Linked DNA regions of Mus musculus: all the other regions are linked to region 2. A link is a loop called in an ENCODE intact Hi-C map of the cell type or tissue named here. Cell type or tissue: heart. All regions are shown on one strand.

The links. A loop is a pair of places that touch in the nucleus more often than their neighbours do. Peaks named below come from ENCODE experiments on the same cell type or tissue, not always from the same donor. Only the 100,000 strongest peaks of a DNase experiment are listed, where the experiment ranks them.
Region 1: a loop joins it to region 2, with 2.2 times the contacts of the local background. A loop is called at or near these places in 4 of 42 quality-filtered maps.
Region 3: a loop joins it to region 2, with 3 times the contacts of the local background. A loop is called at or near these places in 7 of 42 quality-filtered maps.

The regions. Positions count from the first base shown.
Region 1 is chr11:22,779,721-22,787,720 of GRCm38, reverse strand. It overlaps the pseudogene Gm12058. Among named protein-coding and RNA genes, the nearest start is that of B3gnt2, 76 kb to the left of the region's middle. In heart, no CTCF peak of the experiment used is centred here; DNase peaks (open chromatin) are centred at 4,740, 6,770 and 7,380; H3K27ac peaks cover 773 bases.
Region 2 is chr11:22,627,609-22,635,608 of GRCm38, reverse strand. No RefSeq gene overlaps it. Among named protein-coding and RNA genes, the nearest start is that of Gm12052, 20 kb to the right of the region's middle. In heart, a CTCF peak has its summit at 3,892 (motif pointing left); DNase peaks (open chromatin) are centred at 3,658, 5,428, 5,788, 6,448 and 1 weaker place; H3K4me3 peaks cover 635 bases; H3K27ac peaks cover 2,683 bases.
Region 3 is chr11:23,146,294-23,154,293 of GRCm38, reverse strand. 1700061J23Rik (RIKEN cDNA 1700061J23 gene) reads right to left here and starts at 2,154. Exons shown (of 3, transcript NR_131065.1): 1 at 2,057-2,154. In heart, a CTCF peak has its summit at 4,340 (motif pointing left); no DNase peak of the experiment used is centred here.

The DNA.
Region 1 (8,000 bases), 150 kb before region 2:
GTTCTTGAATCCTTGAGGCAGGCATATCCAAGTCAGTTATTCCTTGAAGCCTCTCTCCAAGTCTTGCTGTTCAAAGGTGAATAGAGGTTAGTTTTGGGTGTCAGAGGCAGGTTGCAAAGCCATTTAGTGGCTGAAACTTTCAATGGATGTCAGGGGCAGTTTGGTTAACAAAAGTCATGTTCACCGCTAACTGGTGCTCCCTGACTTCTGGGTTAAAAAGCAGTATGGGTTCTATAGGCTTCAAAAGTCTTTCTAGATGTTCCCTGGGGACATTTTTTTTCTTCTCATCACCTGGCTCACCTTAGATAAATTTGTGGACTGTCTGGCAGCCTCTTGGAGGCCTCCCTTCAGAATCCGGTTATAGACCCAGAGCCTGTCTTTATTTTTAACAGCAGTGTTAAAATCTCAACCAAGCCTTTTCGGTGGCGGTGGCGGTGGCGCGCAGTAAGGAGCTCTTGTTCATACTTGTAGCTATGCCGTCCAAGGGTCTGCTGCAGTCCGTGCAGGTGTTTGGATGAAGAAGACAGCCACAGCTGTGGCCCACTGCAAACGAGGAAATGGGCTCATCAAGGTGAATGGACACCCACTGGAGATGATGGAGCCTCGCACGATGCAGTACAAGTTCCTGGAGCTGGTTTTGCTTCTGGGCAAGGAGCGATTTGCTGGTGTGGATATCAGGGTCTGTGTGAAGGGTGGTGGCCATGTGGCCCAAATTTATGCCATGCGACAGTCCATCTCAAAGGTCCTGGTGGTTTATTACCAAAAATATGTCGATGAAGCCTCTAAGAAGGAGATCAAAGATATTCTCATCCAGTACGATCCAACCCTGCTTGTAGCTGACCCCTGTCGCTGTGAATCCAAAAAATTTGGAAGTCCTGGTGCCCGTGCCCAATACCAGAAATCCTACTGATAAGCCCATCTCAAGGATCGGGGTTTACCTTTGTAATAAACATCCTAGTATTTTAATGTTAAAAAAAAAATCTCAAGCCAGGTCGAATAAAAGGAAAAGCTGCATGGGTATCAGCCTGAACTTGAGTGGGCAGCCCATTTGCTCCCAGAATCAATCTCCTTGTTGCTCCCATAATCCTCTCTTATCCATCATGAAGAGGACCTGGAGCAGTTGCCAACAGTCATCCCAGGTGGGCAGGTGAGTCAGCATGACTGAATCTAGAGGACCTGTGAGAGCTGATATATTTCTAAAAATGGGGAGTTCTGCAACTTCTAATTGCAAGACTCATTATTGGTGAATGGCACATGTTATGAACTGTCTTCCCTGAGCATCTGGGGTTCCTGTAGCCTGGAGGGGTAAGGCTGTAGTAGAGTCAGCCCTTTGGGCAGTATGGGCCGAAGTGTGAGGTGGACTCCAAGTGGAGTCAGGAGGGTCAGGGGAGTCAGGGGCTGCTCCTCCCTCTGCCTGTGCTGGCTGGGCAGGGGCAGCAGTGGCAGAAACAGGAACATAAGGAAGGGGACACAGATCCTCAGGAAGAGAGAGAGGAGCTCGGCAAGGGTGGGAGGGAAGCAGTGACGTCCACAGCACTTGGTCCAGATGGCCCCATGCCTCAGAAACTAAACATTTGCCCTATACATGATGGGGAGATAGAAAGTCCTGGCCATAGGTGGGCCATTCATTCCTGTAAGAGACGATTGGTTTTCAGAGATGAACAACCAGACTGAGTCTTCTGTGACTCTGCAAAAGTCCTTAAACTGGTTCAGGACCAAGCCCAGTGGTGTGCTTTGTGTCTTTTCCATTCTAGGAGTTCAGAAAAATCTGTAAGAGAGGAAAAAAAAAAAAAAAGCACAAACAGAATACATACAGACACACAAGGATGTTCCAGGGAAAACAGAAACAAAACAAAAAGTCTATCTCAGACAGTCTTACTTCCTGTGCATGAGAGACCCAAAGCAGGTTCAGAATTCAGATGAGAACTAGCAAGTTCTCCAGTTTCTGTTTGGGGGTCAGGAGCATCCTCCATTGCCCTGGCCAGATGACAAAATACATGTCCACTTTGTCCCTCTTGGCCTTCAGGTTAAACCCCAAACAGAATTAAACCTGAATCAGAAAGATATAGACAAGACGAAAGACAACTGTACACCTAGAGTTACCATTCGGAAAAACACTCCACTATTTGGCCAGGGGGTCTCTATCGAATCCTGGATGAGCCCCCAAATGTAAGGGTCTATGACTTACTGAAGAATGACACCCCAGGTTCAAATGGGATGTAAGTGCAAAGAGTGTTTTATTCTGCAGAAGCCCAGTATTTTGTGGTCTCCCTTTACCAAGATAGAGAGACAACCAAGTGAGCCTGATTTAAAGCACATTAGGAAATTGCAAAGTAGGTGGGCTTTGTCTTACTCTATCTCTAAGGACATTCTATTACTGGGACATGGGGGCTGGCTGGAAACTGCTGACCCATTGTCCTTGCTTTCGGCCAGGTGATGGGGCAGTTTCTGATTAGCTGCCTGAAGCCTGGGTTTTTAGCTCTAATGTCTTGAACTGCCTATTTGAAGCCTGTCATGGAGTCAGCCTGTCTCATCACCTATGAGAATGACCCAGGAGAGTGAGCTTTCAAAGACACAATAGAGTGGTGACCAGGAGACAGAATGGGAATTGCCATCCATGTTTAAGTTTGGAAAGATGAAATTGTGGATGAGGGAGATGGCAGGGATGATTGCACAACACGGACACACTTACTACCATGAAGTGGATGCTTAAACTGCAATTAAAAATGTTAGCTATTTCCAGTTTGTCCTCAACAAAGCTCTAGCATCTAATCCTCTCACTCCTACTTGACAGGTCTGTGTTCCAGTTTCCCATAATGTTTGGAATCTAGTATTAGCTCAAGGGTCCCTGAGTGGTCGCACAGAGGATACTACCAGATGCAAGATCGATAGCAAAAAGGACAGTGTTAGAAGGGACAATCAACAAGGACAGGCTAAATGACTGTCAGAAGCTCCTTCCCTTGCTCTTTCAGTTCTCCTAGTTGGGGACAGTAATTTAGTCCCTCAATTCCCCTGCTTAAGAAAAAAAAAATCCTCAACTCAGTAACTCAGCAAAAGGATTATTGCATGGTGGTTCAAGGCCTCGTGACTCAGTGTTATGTAACAGCCTGGTCTGCTTTAAAATAAAAGACATCAAAACACAAACAGCACTGTTCTGTTACATTTTAATTTCTTGGCATGTCTGTGCATGTAATTGGAGTTTAGGGGACAATTTTCAGGAATCAGTTCTCTTGCTTCCATCAGCTGGCACCTTGAGCCACTGGGCTATCTCAGGGAAAACCTGCCCCCTCATCTTGTGTTTTACCTTTTTTTAAAAAAAAGCATTTATAGATTCATTTTATTTCATGTTGGAGTGTTTTGTCTGCATGTGTATGTGTATACCATGTGTGTGCTTGGTACCCACAGGTGTTAGCATTCTGTTTATTTTCTGCTCCACAGTTACCTGGCAACAGTCAGGTAGGCCTGACCCCCTGTAAAAGGGGCTGCTTGCCCCCTCTCACTCTCTTGCTCCCTTGCTCTTTTCGCCTCTCTCCCCCCATTCCCTTACCCCTCCCCTCTCTCCACGTGCTCATGGCTGGCCTCTACTTCTCTACTCTCTCTCTTTCTCTCTGCCTTTTTCTTCCTCTACAACCATCTTGACTCCCCTCCCCATACCCTTAATAAACTCTATTCTATACTATACTGTCCTGTGGCTGGTCCCTCAAGGGGAAGGGATGCCTTGGCATGGGCCTGCTGAGGCACTCCCTCCCCCCATACCTGACTACACCTCCATAGAACATAACCTATCTTTTTATAAACACAACATTGTTGTCGTGACTCGGATTTAGAAACTCTGCAGGTTTCCATCGCCCCTGCTCTCACATGGAGATCCATACTTGCTAGCCTAAACTTGAGAGAACAGGTTAGTCCCCTCCTCACTCTGGTCAGAGTAAATGTCCGCATGGTCCCAGGGGAGAATTCTTGAGCTCAGAGCTACCCCTATACTGCCCTTAAGAATGGAGACATTCAGACTTTCCACTGACCCTTGTACTAGGACTTTTTCCCTTTGGTGAGATCTTCCTCTCTCCCTTTGAGACAGTTTCTTTCTCGAGGCTGAGAATCCTAGGCCAGGCCTGGATAAACTGTTCTCTGGGGGTATCAGCCCAGAGCATAGTCCTCAGCCCTCACGTGTCTCACCTATGGGTCTGTTCGCTGCCTTGGACATACTTTCTGGAATGTCTTGGTCTAATTCACAGTTAACAGAAAACAATATCTCTACATGGCCACTAAACTGGCACTTTCTCGCTAGTGATTTGTAGCTTAGACTTCGCCTCCCTCTCTCCCTCATTTGCCCACTTCCACTGGCCACTGCAGCTGCTGGTTCCGCAGGTTCACCGCCTAAAAAACAGTTCTGGCTCCACCTCTTGTGTCCTGCCAGGGAACCTGTGAAACTTGCTTTCCCCGTATGTGTGACCACCTGCTACCCCTATACTTGTGAGCTTTCTCGAGAGAGGGACTCCTGCGCTGTGCCCGCCAGTAGTTGCTTTTGGGTGTCCTGCTTGGCTGCAGCCTTGAGAAAAAGTTTTGCCTTTTCCAAGAATCCATCTTCCCATGCATGCGCGGGAGCCCCTCCCGCCCCCTCTCTCTCACTCTCTACCTGGGACTTATAAAGTGAAGGCTTGCAGCTCCATGTGCCACAAGAATAGCGTGCACGTTGCTGGGGTGCTACTTCAGGTGCTTCCTTTTCCACGCCCACCACAGGCTCCAACAGCTGGAAGCACTGGGCCATGACTTCCTGCTGCTGAGAGGAAGTCCCACCCCAGCTTGGCTGAAGCAAACACATCAGGTCAGCTGCTGTCTGTCACCGCTGCTGCTGTCTTGAAATGAAGGCAGCAACAGCCATATGTGCACGCCTCTCTCAGCCGACCGGCCTGCTCTCTTTACAATCTGTTTCGTCAGTGATACATGCTCGTGCCCCTGGCCTGTTCTCGTGGCCTGCCTGCACAGTCCTCATCACAGGCCTGAACCTACCTGGGCAAACTCACTTTCTGTCACCACTATCTCTCTACTTACACAACCTGTCAAAGCCACTTCAGATTTTCATTCTTATTCTGTCTTGATTTTCATTCTTATTCTGTCTTGATTTTCACTACTGCCATTAAATTGTGGTGTGCTCTATTCAGATATAACCAATCGATATAGCCCTCAATCTTATCAGAAGTCTGCTAATTATTAATATATGTAAGTTTATAACAGACAGAATCTCCTGGAACCTTTAACTGTTAACTCCCACAAAGTCTCAGAAGATTTGAACCCAGCTTCAAGACAGATATAAATTTCTTAAACCTTAGGATAATGATGTCTTTCTATTTGTCCTATTCTGGCTCTGTAAGTAGTCAACCAACTCCCTGTTCTGTGCTTCTGTCTTTGACCATCTTATTTATTTATTTATTTATTTATTTATACATACATACATACATACATACATATATACATACATACAGTACATTGTCTTCAATTCACACCAGAAAAGGGCATTGGATACCATTACAGATGATTGTGAGCCACCATGTGGTTGCTGGGAATTGAACTCAGGTCCTCTGGAAGAGTAGTCAGTAATCTTAACTGCTGAGCCATCTCTCCAGTTCACCTTTGTTCATCTTAAACAGAGTGTTGCCTGATTCTAGATTCACAAATTAAGGCAAGCCCAACTTAGTGAGACCCAGTCTAAAAAAAACGGACACAATCCCTAGGTGTTCCCAGGTTGAGATTTCTATCTACACTGTAGGGGTGTTTCCTGCTTCATGCCTTGTCTCCAAAGGCTGCTGCTGAGGCTACAGTGACCCTCCTGGGCTCCCTTCCTAGCTCTCTACCATCTATATAGACAATGGTACCTGTTTAGCTGCCAACTTCAAGCCCTCTGCCACCTCCAAAGCCAGGACTATAGAGGCTTGTCATGGTGTGCCCTCTTCCTTCACGAATCCCCTCTTGTCAGGGCTCATACAGGACCTTGTCTCTTCTGGAGCCCAACAGTGTCATGTCGTCTTCACTATATGACTCAGATGTGACAGCCATATCCTTAGCCTTGGGGAATTTATTTTTACCCTATCTATCTATCTATCTATCTATCTATCTATCTATCTATCTATCTATCTATCAACAAGGTTTCTCTGTGTAGTCCTGGCTGGAGCTTACTCTGTAGACCAGGCTGGCCTTAATTTCAGTTCTGCCTCCCAAACCCAGGGATTAAAAGCATGTGTGCACTACCATGCCCTGCCACACCCAGTGGTGAGCTGCTCTTTAACCTTTGCATCTTCCTGGACTTTTCATTCTGTGGCCAGCATTTCCCAACACCCAGAACAGCTGTGAGTGGCTGGACTGGAAAAGATCCTGAGAGAGGTCTCTGCAGCATTCCACAGTCTCATCTCCCCAGGTTCAATGAGACAGTTCAGGCCTTCCTGCCTTTGAGAGCCTCTTGCTGAGTCTGCTCATGGACCTAAGGCTTGGCTACCTGGATTTTCTTTCTTCTCCCTTTCTTCCATGTCTCTCAGCCACATTCTCTAGGGTGGTCCCTATGAACTAAAGGTTTCTTCTGCATTTCTGGGCACTGCAATACAAGATCTTCTAGGAGCCCAGAAGCCCTCAACTCTCTTTGTGTAGCCTGGAGCGGAATGATGGCTCACTTTCAGTAGCCTGAGAGGACAGTAAGGCATTTCCTGTGGTCCCTCCACCACATCCAAAACTGGACCCTGCTCTAGGCTGTAGTCTTGGGTGGGATGGATGTGCCGTACTTGGCCTGCAGTCTGCCTGAGTCATTCTTCCTGGATGGTTCACTCCTGATTTCCAGGGCAGCTATGTGAAACAGATCTTGACCAAGATTGGGAGCAAGCCACACCCTCCATTACCTCCTGTTTTTAAAATCACAGTTTTTCTTTTCAGTTGTACATGGGAAACAACAATAAATAACATAGTCAACTGGAAGGGGAGAGGGAGAGAAGAGGGACTGTTGTGTCATATGGCTCTCTGAGAAATTGCTCCTAAATTATTTATCACACTCACACACACATATATAAACCTATCGTTCTCTCTCTCTCTCTCTCTCTCTCTCTCTCTCTCTCTCTCTCTCTCTCTCTCTCTCTCTGAGACAAGATCTTTGTAGCCCTGACTGTCCTGGAACTCACTATGGAACCAGACTGGCCAGGATTGTACAGAAATCTGTCTGCCTATGACTCTCAAATGCTAGGATTAACGGCACAAGCTACTGGCATACTGCCTGGCATATATGTTTAGTTCCTCTTAGACCACTGCATAGCCTAAGAGCTTCCTGTTAGAAGGAAGCCTACTTTCCTAGAGGCAGGATGGCTTCTTCCTGTTGACTTGTGTCCTACTTCCTGCTCTTAGCCTAAGGACTCAGGGCCACAAAGTGAGAGGCCTTGAATAGTTGTCCCAGCAGCAGCCGTGGAAGTCGCCAAGGAAGCAATTACTCCTGCACTGCCACCAAGTCCATCTCCACTGTTCAGGCAGCAAAGGCATCAAGAGGCGGTGAAGTTTTGTGTTGCAATTTCTAAAAATAAAATTTGCTAATTTTGAAATACATTTGAGATTTCCTTTGGTTTTACAGAATTGCTCACAGGTCCATCTCTTCTGCCTGCTCTCAACGGTCACACTGCTACCCTTCTCATGGTAGGCTAACCCGAGAAAGTTCTGTTAACCCTTCTGCCACCTGCCTCTGACTGTGAGAGGCCACTGCCTTGTCTCAGCTGTCTGGGCCTGTCACAGATACCTCAGGTTGAGTGGCTTCAACACAGGCATTTGTTTCTCATTGTTGATGCTGGATCAAGACAGTACAGTTGGGCTCACTGTTGAAGTTCTTTCACTCAGGGGACAAGCCCACCATGAGGACACCACTGTCACAACCACAGCTACCCAGAGTCATCTCCTCAAATCCTTGGTGTCAAATACAAGGAGTCAGCAGTCCAGCCTGAACGGTCAGGGTGCACAGCAGGGTGGGCTCCCTGCCT
Region 2 (8,000 bases):
GTAGGTTGCCTTGGTCATGCTGCCTTGACTAAACACAGCAATAGCAAAGTCACCAAGACACACTTGGACCCCATAAAAAGCCGGGCAGTGGTGGCACATGCCTTTAATCCCAGCACTTGGGAGGCAAAAAAAAAAAAAAAAAAAGGCTGTTAACACTGTTATAGATAGGGAGAGCCCCAGTGACCTGAATCTAACCATCTCATCAAGGGACTAAGAAAGAACTCCCAACTGTCCCCATGGCTCCAGCTCTGCATGTTGCTCAGTGCTTGGTGGGAACATCTTGGATTACTAACCATCTGCCTATTTTTCTGTCTATCTACTCAGACCTGGTGCCCTGTACCACTCCTGGAAGATCCTGAAGGTCATATGAAGGGCCTGCGGGTCAGTTCTCCAACTGTGTGTGTTAATATCTAACTGTGCAACAACTCTCCCTGCATCTGTGGCAGCTCTGATTCCAGTCAGGCTCCTTTGAACACGGCAACCTCTTTAACCCTTTGGTAGCCAATCTGAAACACTGAGAACTTTGTTACTAAGTGAGGTAAAAATCTGTGATCAGAATGCCAATACTACTAGTTAAGAATGGAATAAAAGCTAGCCATGGTGGTACACAACATGTAGTCCCAGCACTCAGGAGGTAGGGGCAGGTGGATCTCTGTGAGTCCAAGGCCAGCCTGGTCTACAGAGTGAGTTTCAAGCTAGCCCAGGCTACATAGTGAAACCCTGTCTGGAACAAAACCCAAAACCAAACAAAACACAAAGGAAGTGTTGGAAGATGAGAACCTGTCTGGCTCTTGTCATTTACATAAATAAATCTTATTTATTATTTACATAGTAAATCTTGTCTGACATAAATGTCAGAGGTCAGAGGTCAAGGGAAATCAGGAATATTTGGCAAACTGATGATGACAAGGCTTTGGAAATCATTGTCAGTCGATGAGCTCTGACATGGTGGACAGACACAGTCATGCCACTACTAGCTCTGTGAGATCCCAGCCTGAGCACCCCATCCTTCCGTGGTTCCTGGACCAGTGTTTCTCATGCAAGGCATCTCTGCCTCCTCAGCTGTCGCTGTTCACTCTTTTACAATATTTTTTACTTTGATTATATCCCCCATTATCCTCTCTTATCCCCTCCCCTTCACACACCCTCTTTCCACCCCACTTTGGAACCCCTCTTCTACTTGTATATTATATGTATATTTCTGCCCCTACCCCGCCCCCGTCCCCAGAGTCCATTGTGATTCATTAGTTGTTTTAGGTCTCTATGAGCACAACTGGGGAGTTATTTACTTGAGCAAGGGCTGACTGGTGACACTGTAGGATTAATCCCAGCACCAGGGTGACTGGTGGCACTGTAGGATTAATCCCAGCACCAGGGTGATACTGCTGAGGGTCGTGACCCTCTTTCTTTCAGTGACCCCATTAAGTCCCATTAGCTCCGTAGGAAGGGGTGGGGCTTTATCAGTGTCATGGCCATCCAAGCTGGGATGCCAGCATGATGATCTGGTGAAGGAGACAGCCACAGCTGCTCTGACTTCATGGGTATAGCAGGTGCGTCCTGCCCAGAGCACGCCTTTTCACAGTGCACCTCTGGATCTTAGGCCACGTGCGCCCCTGCAGCCCCTCTTTACTACTTTGTAGGCATTTTCTCACCTTTATCATACCCCTCACTCCAGCTCACCCCATCACTAAATAGGAGAGAAGAAGGATAGAGGACACAGAGAGAGAGATTCCAGAATTTAATTTTTTTCCTTTTGTTTCTTCTTTGAGCACGACTATTAACAAACTAAACAACTGACAAGCCCTAGCATTTATCTACCCTCTAAAAAGTCCCCAGAATTCCAAATGTCACACAATCACAAAAAGTATCTGCAGCTGGCAAAACCATGCCTCTGCTAGAGCATGGGGCACATCGCAGTCAGATGCTGCCCCATATCACTAGGGATTAAAACAAAAAAAGAATATTATATTCTATTATATTTTTAATATTATATTTTTAAAAAGAATATTATATTCTTATAATATTTCTGGGATTGTAAAAGAAACCAAAATTGCAGAATTCTCAGTACCTACTCCCTCTTCTGCAATGTCCCTGCAGCCTTAGGAGAGGGGGTTAGTTGAGTCTGTGGTAACCATTGCCCACTGCAGACAAACATCAGAGACACTTCTTTGGTGACAACTAAAAGGCTACTATTAGCATCTAGGGATTAGAAGCCAGAGATGTGGCTTCTTAAAGCATCCAGAAGCACCCGGCACTGCCTAACGACTGGGTAGTACTTGGTCTGAAGTGCCCACAGAGAAGCTGAGCTGGACCTGCTCACAGCATCCTCCTGGCCATTTGCTTCCTGTAAGAGTGTTTGTTAGTCTTGAGTCCTGGGGGCGGGGTGTGGGGTGCACATCCTCACTGAGGAGGACACACAGAACAGTCTGTGCTGCATCCATAAATTCTTGGAAATACCACAAGAATGCTGCAGCACGAACAGCGCTCACTGGCATTGTTTTGCAACAGGCTTGGTGCTGAGCACTTTACATATTTTTATCTTGTCATTTTCATAAGTCAGACTTTGAGCTATTAATTACCCATATTTTATAGACTGGGGAATGGAAGCATGACAGATCTCCTGAAGTCACGGAGCTCTTAAATGGAGGCTGGGCTTCTAGCATGCCCAAACACTGAGACACATTCAAGCAAAATAAGAAAGGTAAGTTCTCAGGAAGAGCTAGCTCCAAGCCTACTCTAGACCCGCCTGTGCTCTTATCTGGGGACATGGGCATTTGAGCCCCTCTCCCCATGGCACCATGGCAGCCGAGTGTCTGAGAGCCAGCAAAGAATGTCTTGACATTTTTCAAGGTGGAAAAGAGTAGAGAGAAGAGAGAAGGGTGTTCATGTCAGTACAAAGACAGCTGGGGTAGAGACAGGCAGCAGAATGAGGACTTTATATTATTTATTATGGCAAAGAATGGCAGGCTTGTGTCTAAGCCATAAATACCCTCCTTTGATCTGTGCACATCAGAGCTAAGTGAGTCACTCTTGGGCCTCAGGAATTGATGACTGTCCTAATCATCACCCTGAATGACCTTCTAGTCAAGCACTGCTCATGCTCCCTGCAGTGACTGTGTCTGGGTTAGACTGGGCCTTGGAAGAGGGGAGGTGAGCCTGAAGTGGGGGAGCACCCACAATTCCTGTGGGTGTGACTTATTTTCCTTTCCCAATCTCTGTTTGGAGATGGTTACTGGTTTCCATTCCTGAGACCAGCAAATGGCTAGAACCAGACCACAGCCTTCAAACCCAGGAAGTCAGAGCTCTGCTGTGATCCAGGAAATGGAAGCCCCCCAATTGTTCGGTTTGAGCAGGGTTATCAGGTTAGCAAAATCTTTAATGTTCCTTTTGTCCTCTTGTTTTAGTAACCCTGCTTCACCCCTGGAAACTTGTTCCCCAATTACAAAATACCATCAGTGCCGCCCACAGCCTCAAAGGCATCACATGATTCTTTTCATAAGGCCAGTAGACAAAGGCCAGAGAACCTCTCTGTTGATGGTTTCTCAGAGTCAGACCGAAGGATAGGTAGGGGCTGCTGAGATGGTGCTATTAGGAACTCAGAGTGGATGTCAGGGGCTGTGGTGGGGTGGTGGGGAGGAGAGGGAGTGCATTCCTAAAGGTCCCTGCACTGCCTTTCAGCCTGGGAACAGCAGGACTCTGGGCTTTGGGCCAGAGAGAAGATGGAGCTAAGGGATCCAGACAGGTGTCGAGCAATGTATTCTGCTCGGTGTCTTTTCTTCCAGAGCTTCAGAAAAGACTTACTTTTACAGTATTAGGAGGAAGGAAGAGAGAAAAAGGAGGAGGGGAAGGAGGGTGGAGAATTTTCTGATACCAGCCGGCTTTCCAGAGAAAATACACTGAGCAATGGTGCCATCCTGTGGCTATATGCAGGAATTGCAAACCCCCCCCCCCCCCAATTTTAACTGAAAGTTCAAGAAAACAAGCAAGTAGTTCCTGCTTTTACACTAGGCGATTATAAGTTCATTCTTGGTATATTCATTCACATAACTATCTAAGGGAAATAACTAGTGTTTGGTACGTGAGTCAATACTAAATGTAAGATTCCTTCACACATTCAGTAAATATTTACTAGTCTTTATGATGTGAATGCATTTTTCTAAAACCCTTGGACCCAACTGTAAGTAAAAATATACATTCTTGCACTTGACATCTTAGCTGGAGGGGAAAATATTCTTACCAGAGTTTTTTGGGTCACAGCCTGGCAGTCCAGCAACCTAGGCGTGGTCATCTCCCTCCCCTCTCAATAGGCCAATCAGAGAGGTGAATAACATCCATCGAGAAGAGAAAGATGTATTCAGTGTGGTCGCACCAGCAAGAGGAACAAACAGCTCCCATAGCTCCCAAGCACACTGTGGGGTCCTGACATGAAGTTCAGGATTAATAAGAGGACACGCGGTACACACTGCTGAGCAGTCCTGGGCAATGAGTGGCCCTGCCTTTCACACCTCCAATCTGTCCTCCAGGTGGGCTTGTGCAGTTGTTAGAGCTGTGTGAAACAGCATTCTGGGACCCATGTTCCTCTCTGCCTCCATCCTTTCTTTCTCCTAGCATGAATATCTTGGGGGATTCTAATCTCATGGCGACCATTATTTCACTAGAGAGATATACAGGACCTTGTGTGTGTGTGTGTGTGTGTGTGTGTGTGTGTGTGTGTGTGTGTGTGTTCAGAATTGTCTAGAATAGCTTCACCTGTCAGGGGCTGGAGATGTAACTCAGCTTGCAGAGTGCTTGTGTGGCATGCAGAAGAAGCCGGGTTCAATCCTGAACACTGAAGAAACTATGAACTGGGTGTCGGTTGTGACGTGCCCATAATCCCAGCACGTTGGAGGTGGAGGCAAAAATCATCAGGGAAGTTAAAGGTCTTCTTCAACTAGAGAGTTTGAGGTGGGCTTCGTATGCATGGGACCGTGTCCCAAAATAAGCAAACAAATAAATAAAATAGAATATTTTTGTTCCTGCTAAGATAGTTACAATATAGACGATATAAACTGTAATGGGAACGACAACATGTTTAACATTAGGAAATGAGGCGGGGACATCAGCCTTTCAGACAGGGTAGATTTTCCTGAGAAGGTGGCATTTGTGCAGAGGCCTGAGAAAACAGAGAGAAGGCCAAGGGGACATTTGAGGGAGGGCTGCCCAGCTCTCCGCAGTAACTCCAAGGGTGAGTTATCAACTAATAGGAGTCAGCTGACCAGGTGGACTGGGGCTAGGCTGACAACCTTTCTGTCACTAGTCCCCAAAGCTCCCCCTCCCCCCTCCCCACCAATACTCCCCTAGCAGAGCATGTGGGAAGTCATTCTGGATTCTCAGGACCTTTGGCAGACCACAGTCTGACACTGACTCTGGACACCGGAAACCCAACGCACTTCACTGAGCGTTCTCTCTGCCCCAGTTGTTGGCTTCCTTCCTTCTGTGCTGGGTGATGATTCTACAAGCCTGCCTTAGCTTACATTGAAGGCCCCAGACCATCATCTGAATGTCTCCCTGAGCCAGCCAAGTTTTTAAAAAAATATCTTGAAGCAATTATTTCAAAATATAATCCTACGTAGAAAAATCTAGCTAGCGGCCAGTTCCTGTCCCTGGCAGATTATTTAGCGCTTCTCCTTGCTGTCAACAGACATACTTTCCAGGCTTGCTCCCCGGGCATCACCCACAGCACAGAACGGGGGCGGGCTGCAGGCAGACCCGCGCCATTTTCCCGAGGACTCTGCTTCTGCCGTCAGGAAGTGCGTTGTTTACAGCTGGAATTGTTCCGAGCCAGATCGCTATCTCCACTGTTCCACACAGGAATCCAGGAGTGTGAGCTAAGCATTTGCTGAGTGGCCTCTGGGTAGATGAGGGGACTGGTCTCAACAGGTTACTTGACTCAGGTCAGAAAAACTTGCAACAAGAAATCTGAGAGCTGCGGCTGCATCCATCACGCCCATTTCAGTCTTGAGCAGCTGAGCCTGGGCAGCTTTTTCCAGACAGCTTTGGAAAGCCAAACTCAAATGACCGCTGCCGAACTAATAGTAATAATAATGAAAAGAAAGGAAGGAAGGAAGGGAGGGAGGGAGGGAGGGAGGGAGGAAGGAAGGAAGGAAGGAAGGAAGGAAGGAAGGAAGGAAGGAAGGAAGGAAGGAAGGAAGGAAGCAAGCAAGGAAGGAAGCAAGGAAGAGAGAAAGAAAGGCAAATCCAGAAAATCCCATGTGGGCGTTGGGTCCCAGCTTCTCTGTGGAGCTAAATCTTTTCCAAGGCTGCAGCAGCTACTTTATTTGGGCATGTTCCTGACAGGAGAAGCTGGGATGTTTCATCCAAAAGGAAGTCAGTCGTCTGAAGGGAAGGACAACTTGTTCCTTGTAACCTTCAGTGTAGGACAACTTCAGCTGAAGGCAGCTGTGTGCTCCTGCTCTTGGCTTTTGCCGAAGAACTGACTCTTGCCCAGAGGGACTTGTTCTGACGGATGCTATCACATGCCTTGTGTCACTGCCTGAGTCTGGGGAGAGGCAATATGGAGCATTCTTCTAGCCAGGCCTGTGCCTGGGCCTGTGTGTGAGCAAAGAAGGCTGGCTAGCCATCCACCGCCTTGATGTGAATCCAGCCGATCAGCTGCCATACCACTCTTACCCACAGTCCAATCATTGGCAGCCAAGGAGTGGAATTATTGATGTGTCCTTTCCTTGCTGCCAACCTCCAGCAAGGGTCCCCATGGCCTCTGCCTTTGTAGGTTTTCACGTTCTGGAAGGTGAGCCTTGGGAGAATAGTATGGCCTAAGACAGGCAGAGTTGGATTAGTGAAGGATTCTTGGATGCAGCCGTGGGACTGTAAACAGCTGCAGCATTTCACAGATCCCAGTGTTTTGGATGAAACCCACCCCAGGCATTGCTACAAATCACTTAGGGTTGAGGAAAAACCCCTTTCATTCCTAAAAGCCCTGCTAAGGGATAGAAATAATACTGTCACCAAGCCTCCGAAGACTTTTTAAGGAACATACGTATACACACATACACACACTCGAATTAAAAAAAAGAAGAAAGAAGAAATTGTGTATGTGTGTGTGTGAGTGAGTGAGTGTGTGTGTGAGTGTGTTGTGTGTGTGTGAGTATGTGTGTGTGAGTGTGTATGTGTGTGTGTGAGTGTGTTGTGTGTGTGTCCCTACTGAGGTCAGAGGACAATATTTAAGAGATGCTTTTCTTTTTCATCAAATGAGTCTGGGAGAATCAAACTCAGGGTATCACAATTCATAGCAAGCGCCTATACCCCTGAGTCATCTCAGTGTCCCAGAGTTCTGCATTTTAGAAGCTGTGGCCTTCTCCACCCACAATTCTGATGCAGGGCTTGCTTGGTTATTCTTGATAGACATTGACCTCAGCTCCATCCAGAAGTCAGGGGTGCTGTACTGCCATCAATCTCCAGGCACTTGTCTTGGTTGACAATATATGAAGCCTGTTCCTTTGCTCTCAACACTACACCACATCATTATGGCTGAGGTGGTGACAAGCACTGTCCCCTAGTCAGCAAGCTCAGGCAGCCCAGGCCTTGGGCTCTCCTAAGGGTGGGGTCAGTCATTTAGCAACCCTTTTGCTGAGGACAAAAGAGGAGCTCACATTCTTGAAGTTTTACCGCAACCTCCAGGGTACCAGTGAGCCCCTACTTAACAGCCTAGAGGTTTGTTATTTTAAATGTCCTTGACTATGGTCTGATGGGCATCTTTCACCCAGTACCTCACCTTGTATTAGAAGCTATGGGAACTTGTCCCAGGCTCCGGTCCTTTCCCTGACTGGCTTCTGGGACAACCCAACCAAACTTTCATTTAGAGATTTCTAGACTGCCATGGGTGGGGTTCGGTTTTACAAGCCTCTGGCTTTGTGCACAGCAGTTTGGGAGAAGGAGCTGGTGACCACTGCAGACTGATGGAGAGAATCAGCCACCATCTTGTAACCAGAGGCCATCTGACT
Region 3 (8,000 bases), 520 kb before region 2:
GTGAGGGCAATGTGGTGGAAGGGGGAGAGAGTGAGAGAGAGATGGAGGTGGCAGGGAGAGACTGGGCTTGGGCATGAGCTTTTGAAACCTCAAAGTCAGCCAGGCGTGGTGGCACACGCCTTTAATCCCAGCACTCGGGAGGCAGAGGCAGGCGAATTTCTGAGTTCGAGGCCAGCCTGGTCTACAAAGTGAGTTCCAGGATAGCCAGGGCTACACAGAGAAACCCTGTCTTGAAAAACCAAAAAAAAAAAAAAAGAAAAGAAACCTTAAAGTCCATCCCTAGTGATACACCTCCTCAAAAGGCCACACCTTCTAATCCTTAACAAACATTTCTAGCAACAGCAGGTCAAGTATCCAAATATATGAGCCTCTGAGGCCACTTTCATTCAAACGACCACACCAGACTAAATATAACTTTTGTATTTGTCAAAAGTTTTTTGTTTTGTTTTGTTTTTTCGAGACAAGGCAGCCCTGGCTGTCCTGGAACTCACTCTGTAGACCAGGCCGGCCTCAAACTCAGAAATCCTCCTGCCTCTGCCTCCCAAGTGCTGGGGTTAAAGGCGTATGCCACTGGCTATCAAAAGTATTTTTGAGCTGAACTTGAAATGCACTTGCACTTAGTCTTCAAGGGCAAAGCTAACCTCAGTGGTGACTAAAACCCAGTGAGTCTTTTAATGGCTCATCACTGATAAGACTTGGATGGTTTAGTCTTGGACATAAGAAATGTCCCTAAAAGTAGGGAGAATACATGCAATCATCAAAGGTAGTCCAAGAATGCAAAGCCCATGGTTTCAATAGGTCAGAGAAAGTGGGACAGTGAAGATAAACTCCCCGAGAAAGGACAGGCTCAGCTGTGTTGGCTGCTGGCCAGCTGAAAAGCTCAAAGAAGGTGTTCTTACAGCCACAGCGCCATCTTTAAAGACCCCAAACAAGGTGAAATGAAAACTTTATTCTTGCTGGACAGTGGTGCGCTCTCCTTTAATCCCAGCATTTGGACGGCAGAGGCAGGAAGATTTCTGAGTTTGAAGTTAGCCTGGTCTACAGAGTGAGTTCCAGGACAGCCAGGGCTACACAGAAAAAACCCTGTCTCAAAAAACCAAGAAAGAAAAAGAAAACTTTATTCTTATTTCCTTTTTCTGAGGAGCCACACAAACGGCAGAAACAAAAGATAGGAACCATTTCCTGAGCCGTGTCCTCATACCCTGACAAAGCTCCCGAGAGCCACATGGCCAAGGAAGTTCTAACACAGATCTCTCCTGACAATCCAGAATTAGAAAGCAATAGATAAGAAAACCTTGTATAAAATACAAGTGACCAGAAGCAACTTAGGTAAGGAAAGGGTTTCTTTGGCTGATGGGCAACAGAGATTCATCGCTGAGGGAAATCAAGGTAGGAGTTCAAAGAGGAGACTGAAGCAGAAACCAGAAAAATGCTGCTTACTGGCTGGCTTTCAGGCTCTTCATCAGCTATTCTTCTTATATGACCCAGGCCACTGGCCCAGCAATGACAATGTCATGGCCTCCTACATTAATTAACAACAAAGAAAATGCCCCCAGACTTGTCCACAGGCCAGTCTCATGGAGGCAGTTCCTCTACTGAGGTTCCCTCTTCCCAGCGGGTCAGGTTGGCAGCTGAAACTCATCATGACGCCTCACCTTCTTAATGGGGAGGGAAGCACACAGAGATCTGGGAATGCTAATAGTTGTGAGAATTCCTACCATGTTAGACTTTTTGGTTTTGTTATGAGTGGAGTCTCACTCTGTAGATGCAGGACTCTCACTGCAGTCTTTGCTGTGGCCAAACTTGTAGTAATCCTCCTGCCTCAAGCTTCCAAATATTGGGATTACAGGTATGAGCCGCCATGTCCTGTCCCATCTCTTCTGGGTTTTGTGCGGTTTCCCAGGAGCCCATCTGAAAATGTGGAGTAAATAAGGTATTGTGGATGGCTGTTCTCCCAGCATAGCAGCATTGCTGTCTTAGAGAAGCTGAGATTAGCCCCGAGATCCCACATCAGATCTGTTCCCACACAGGAGGGGTGCGGTCATCAGATGTTTACCTGAGAGTCCAGTCATCTCCTCTCTGTCTCTTTCACAGATGTCTGTGGATCTGCCCTAGCAGCATGTGACTTAGGAAGCTGATAGAGTACAAGAGAGTGGAAAGTTAGCTGAGGGGGACCCCATCCAGGCAGCTGTGGGGATGTTGCAGTCCATGCCAGGGTGTGGTTTCAGTGATGTAACTGAAGGCTGGAGACACTCCCACTACAGTGAGGTAAACAAATGGGCTCAGTAAGCTAGAATTGAATGGAATCATCCCTTTGGTCTGCTGGTGCTGCCCTGTCTGAGGTGAGCCGATGATTCTCCACCACTCTCAGGAAAAGTTCAGGGAACAAGGGGTGTCTCAGCCCTTCGGGATCCCATCTTTGTTGCCAGAGACTTCAAGGTGGAAAATTCCATTTCTGCCCTTTCTAGTGTCCTTGCTGGGTCTAAGATTAAATGGAGATGACACAGATTAACAGGAGAAAAGTATAATACAAATTTTATGTGACATGGAAGCCCAAAACAAACAAACAGCAACCCCTCAAAAGCCCTGAAGACTGAAAGAAACACTTATTGTAGGTCACATAATTACTGAATGGACCAAAGACAAATGAGCTGTAAAATTGTGGTTAGGTGCTGGGGCTGGGTAGGTGGAAGGCCAGGGCAGCTTACCAAGGCTTGTGTGTGTTCAGAACTCTCTCCTTCAGGGTGGGGGTGCTGTTGTTCTCTAGGGTGGGGAGGGAATCTTTCACACAGGATTGTCATCATCTGCTTTTAACAAACAACACTGAAGGTCAAGTGATTTTTAAAATTGGTATTTAACTTTTAATAGATTACTACTACTACTACTACTACTACTACTACAACTATTGGCTGCCACAGCACTACTTTTGTGAAGGTCAGAGGATAACATTTGGAAGTTGGTTGTCTCCCTGGTCACAGATCTCCAGCCTTTACTTACTGAGCCATCATCTCTCTCTTTCTTAAATTTTGGGGGTTAAAAAAGTTTACATATATATATATATATATATATATATATATATATATAATCTATTTATTTTGAGACACAGTCTCTTTGTAGCCCTGCTGTCCTGTTTTCCATATAGCATAGATCCACCTGCATATGGCTCCAGAGTACTGGGATTAAGGGTGTGTACCACCCAGCAACATATATATTTTGAAATTTTATTTAAGGTTATGCATATGTGGGGGAGGGCTGAATGTATATGTGTGTAAAGATATAGTTTTTTTTTAAATTATGTTCTCATACACATATTAATATATGTATGGAAAGAGAGAAGAAGGAGACAGTGTATGGAGAGAGTGTATGTGTGTAAAACTTGGGCTGGAGAGATGGCTCAGCAGTTAGAGCACTGGCTAGTGGGGTGGTTCCTGGAAGCACTATTTCCCTTTGGCCTCTGTGGGCACTGCACGCATATGGTGCACAAACATACATACTCAGTGCTCCCTCATACACACATAAAGTGAAAAATAAAGGAAGGAATTGCAAAGTGATGGCTTGCTGTGCAGACACCTGCCACTAAGCCAGAGTACCCGAGTTTGGTCTCTGGACCCAACATGGTGGAAGGAGAGAACTGACTCCTGCAAGCTACCTGTGACCCATCCACATGCACCCTCCATCACACAAGTACATCAAAGACATAATAGTAAATGTAAATAGTAAAAATTTGTTGGGGGGGATTAGCTTCAGCAACGACGTCATTTGGCTCACAGTGATAAAGACTGAAAAAAACAACAGGAAGTATCAAGAAAAGCACCAATCTGAAGGAAGCCTAATGTGGAGAAACTCCGTTGTGAAAAATGCTAAATATAAGGCCTGGAGACGTGTCTCTGTGCGCAGAGCTCTCGATGCTGCACAGGACCCCCTCGGAGTCACTCAGATGCTTTTACGCTTGTGTTTGATACCTCTGAAGATGTTATTGCCTGAACAATGAGGTTGGTGGTACCTGTCCTTAATCCCAGCACTCAGCAGGCAGAGGCTGCCAGATCTCTGAGTTTGAGGCTAGCCTGGTCTATTGAGAGAATGCCAGGGCAGCCACAGTGAGATCCTGTCTTTAAAAGAGGACTGATGATGATGATAATCTGGGATGGAAAAGGGGCACATCACCCTTTGGTTATATGAGGAAAGAGGACACACAGGTGACTTCCCCAAAGCGTTCTGTAATTGAGACTCTTGGAAACCTTGTCTTCACAGTGGTGAGTCCCCAGTTTGGAGACCACTGGGATAGAGAAAGAAAAGGGCTTATCTGTGTAAAGAAAATATTGCCACCTAGTGGTGACTCAAGTCATGAACACAAGGACCTAATGGTTCCCTTGACCTTTGAAAGGACATCTGTGGGAAAGACATTTGTTGGTTCAGCTCCTTTTTTTTTTTTTTCCAGAGAATAAGTTTTTCTTTAAATTTAGATTTATCTATTTGTTTTATATGAGTACTCTGTCACTGTCCTCAAGGGCATCGGATTCCATGACAGATGGTTGTAAGCCACCATGTGGTTGCTGGGAATTGAACTTGGGACCTCTGGAAGAGCAGCCAGTGCTCTTAACCTTTGAGCTATCTCTCCAGCCCAAGAAATTATTATTATTATTATTATTATTATTATTATTTTGGTTTTTCGAGACAGGGCTCCCTATGTAAACCAGGCTGGCCTTGAACTCAGAAATCGGCCTGTCTCTGCCTCCGAAGTGCTGGGATTAAAGGTGTGCACCACCACTGCCCAGCGGTTCAGCTCCTTGTATCAAAATACCCATCGTTGAAATGATATGTAACCCATTGTACCATCTACATCACGTTACTTAATATTCTGAAAAAGTCCCCTAGGTGATGAAGTTACTTCCACGCACAAGACCACGGAGGATTAGAGAAGGTTAATTAGTCCACAATTATATTTTTATTTATTTACTCAAAATCCAATTATCCAGCATTATTACACAAGTAGCATTATCTTAGGCTTCAGGAAGGGGCTTGGGGGATGGGTAAATTCAAAACACCTGTCCTTAAATTAATCATAATCTACAGTGCTGAATTACAAAGGTGGAATTGGGCTTTTTTGGTTTTTGTTTTTTATCAAAATCACTAAGACATGCCCACATTCTTCCCATACACCGTGGGACAGTAAACACAAGTGTAAGGATGTCTGGGTGACCTGAGCTTGCGGTGTGGAGGAGGTTGGCTCACTGGATGACAGTGTCAGCTGAAGGAAGGGCTTGCCCTCCGGTCCTCTCTGAACCTCCTGCTTATAACCTGCTGTGGCTTGGGAAGCAGATAATGAACTTTGTTAAAAGGTTGAAACTTTGATAAATATCATGAAAGTGAATAGCCCCAACCCCAGCAGCTCCCTGTGGAGTTGGGCACTGGTACTAGCACCACCCAAGACTCACATCTGTGTTGTTCTGTGCTGAGCTGTGGTTGCTGAGTTAGTCGGTGTGTTCTGTGTGGGCAGCACAATAGACCATTGAGCTGTAGTGAGAAGTCGATCTAGAAATGTTCTTTCTTATCTCAGCAGGCCCGCTTCCCGCCTTGTGTTTAGGATCTCCCTCCTCGGGCAGAAATGAAGGGGGTATTGTGTGTTTGATTTTTGCTTTTCCTGATCCTTGAACCTTCCTTTCAGTACATCTAAATGACACTATGGGCATGGGTGGCACTTGGAAGGAAGAGGCAGGTGGATCTCATTGAGTTGAGGTCAGCTTGGCCTATATAGGCCAGCCATGGATACTCTGGAAGACCCTGCCTCAAAACCAAACCAAAAACAAACCAAAACAACCCCCCTGTATATTTACTGTGTCTCTCTCCCTGCTGGAATGTGCGCTTCACGTGGACAGATGTTTACTTATCGGTTGGTTGAATCGGACCTGCCATGAGCTGAGAGCTCAGTCAATATTTGTGAATGAGCCGAGAGAAAACCGTCTCCCCGCCTCAGATGGCCACTCTCTATAAGCACAGCCATTCTGGCTCAGTTTTCCTAAACAGAGGCCAACTGCTTCACTTGACAGCTCAGCGCATAAAGCAGGGTTGCTACTGCCTTGGTTCAAGAAATGGATATCAAGACACCTGCCCAGGGCCTCCCCTTCTCTGGGACTTGAAATGAGATATTATTAATGAGGTGCACAAGGCTGGAACTTCTAATTGATGAGGCTAAGCCAAACATGCCCATAAGGGCCAAAGATGGAGACAATCCAGAAGAGAAACTACAGCAGCATCGTGAAGCCCCCATGGATGTTGGTCTTGTAATGGAGCCTGGCACTGAAAACTCACAGCTAGCCTTACAGAAGATGCTGTGAACCAGCTTAGAACAAAACAAAACACAAAACCCAGGATCTCTATACATAGCTTTGACCATCCTGGAACTCACTATATAGACCAGAAATCCAGAGACCTGACTGCCTTTGCCTCCCAAGTGCTGGGATTAAAGGTGTGCACCACCACACCAACATATCTTTATTTTTAAAAGAGATACAGAAAAATCTTTACAAATGAGCTAACATAATGTCTGGAATTTACTCCAGGTTGATCCCAGCGGAGATTGAAATGAGGCTGACCATGGTAAAGATTGTTTGGTGTGCGCATAGAAGAAACTCATTGTACGGGTGCTTATTTTCCTGTGCTAAAAGTTTTCAGTAATAGGTCAGAATGAAAACATTAATAGAAAATGGAGAAAAAAAAACAGTAGTTCTCCTGGTCTTCAATATATCAGACCCAAAGCTAATACCCAAACTTCAGGAGGTGTGTTTACAAGACCATGAATCAGACATTCAGTGTCTGAATCCCGACAGCTGGAAGCTTGGGAGAGGAGTCACCCTCACAGACCTCGGGGACTTACAGTATGTGAAGAGCCAGGCTTTATCCTACTCTTTCCAGGAGACCCAGACTTAGAAATGGGCTAAAACCAACGGGCTTCATCTATCGTTGAAAGCTCCTGTGCAACCTGATTTCCGAAGAATTTTGGAATCAGAGTGTTTGGCTCCAGTTCCAGCAGTGCCAAAACAATGACCAGCAGAATTCCTGAGAGCGATTAGACTTGTATTGAATGGAGGTAAAGAATGCAGTTATCCAGGATAGAGCAGATGCTGTGCAGTGGAGCTCTGCAGGGATGGAAGAGGGAGCTGTGCATCCAGGTTTGATGTGGTAGGCAGCAACCACATAAGGCTACTGACTTGAAACATGTCACCGTGATTAAGGACTGGAATGCCCATAGTCGCAGTGTTCAGAGGTGGAGGCAGACGGTCCTGAGTCCATCACCATGCACATAGCAAACAGAAGGCGAAGGAGCTGCGTGAGCCTCTGTTTCCAACCGGCAAAAGCAGCTGTGTTTCATGTTTCATTTCATTTTAGTTATTTTTAAATTTTTGTTGTTGCTGCTTGATTTGTTTTAAGATAGAGTCCTCTGTAGTCCTAGCTGACCTGGAACTCATCATGTGCACCAGGCTGGCCTCAAACTCATAGAGCTCCTCCTGCATCTGCCTGAGTAGTAGGACTAAAGACATCTGGCCCAGGAGTGTTTTTGAAACTGTTTGTTTTGTTTGTTTGTTTTTTTGTTTGTTTTAAAGATTTATTTATACTACTTTATGTGCATGTTTTTGGTTTTTTTTTTATTTTTTTTGGTCTGCATTTCTGTATGTATACTATATGCTTGTCTGATACCTATATAGGTCAGATCTGGAACTGGAGTTATGGATGGATGTGAGCTGACAGGTGGGTTCTGGGAAAGGAACCCAGGTCCTCTGAAAGAACAAGTGTTCTTAACCACTGAGCCATCTCTCCATTCTTTTAGCTGCTTCTTGAAAGGTTTGTTCTATTTTTGATTCTGTGTAGATGTATGTATCTCTGTGTGGTTATGTGCACATTGAATGCAGGTGCCCTTAAAGGCCAGAAAGGGGCATCAAATTCCCTGGGGCTGAATTACAGACCCAAAGTGAGTGCTGGGAACTGAACTAATGTCTTCTATA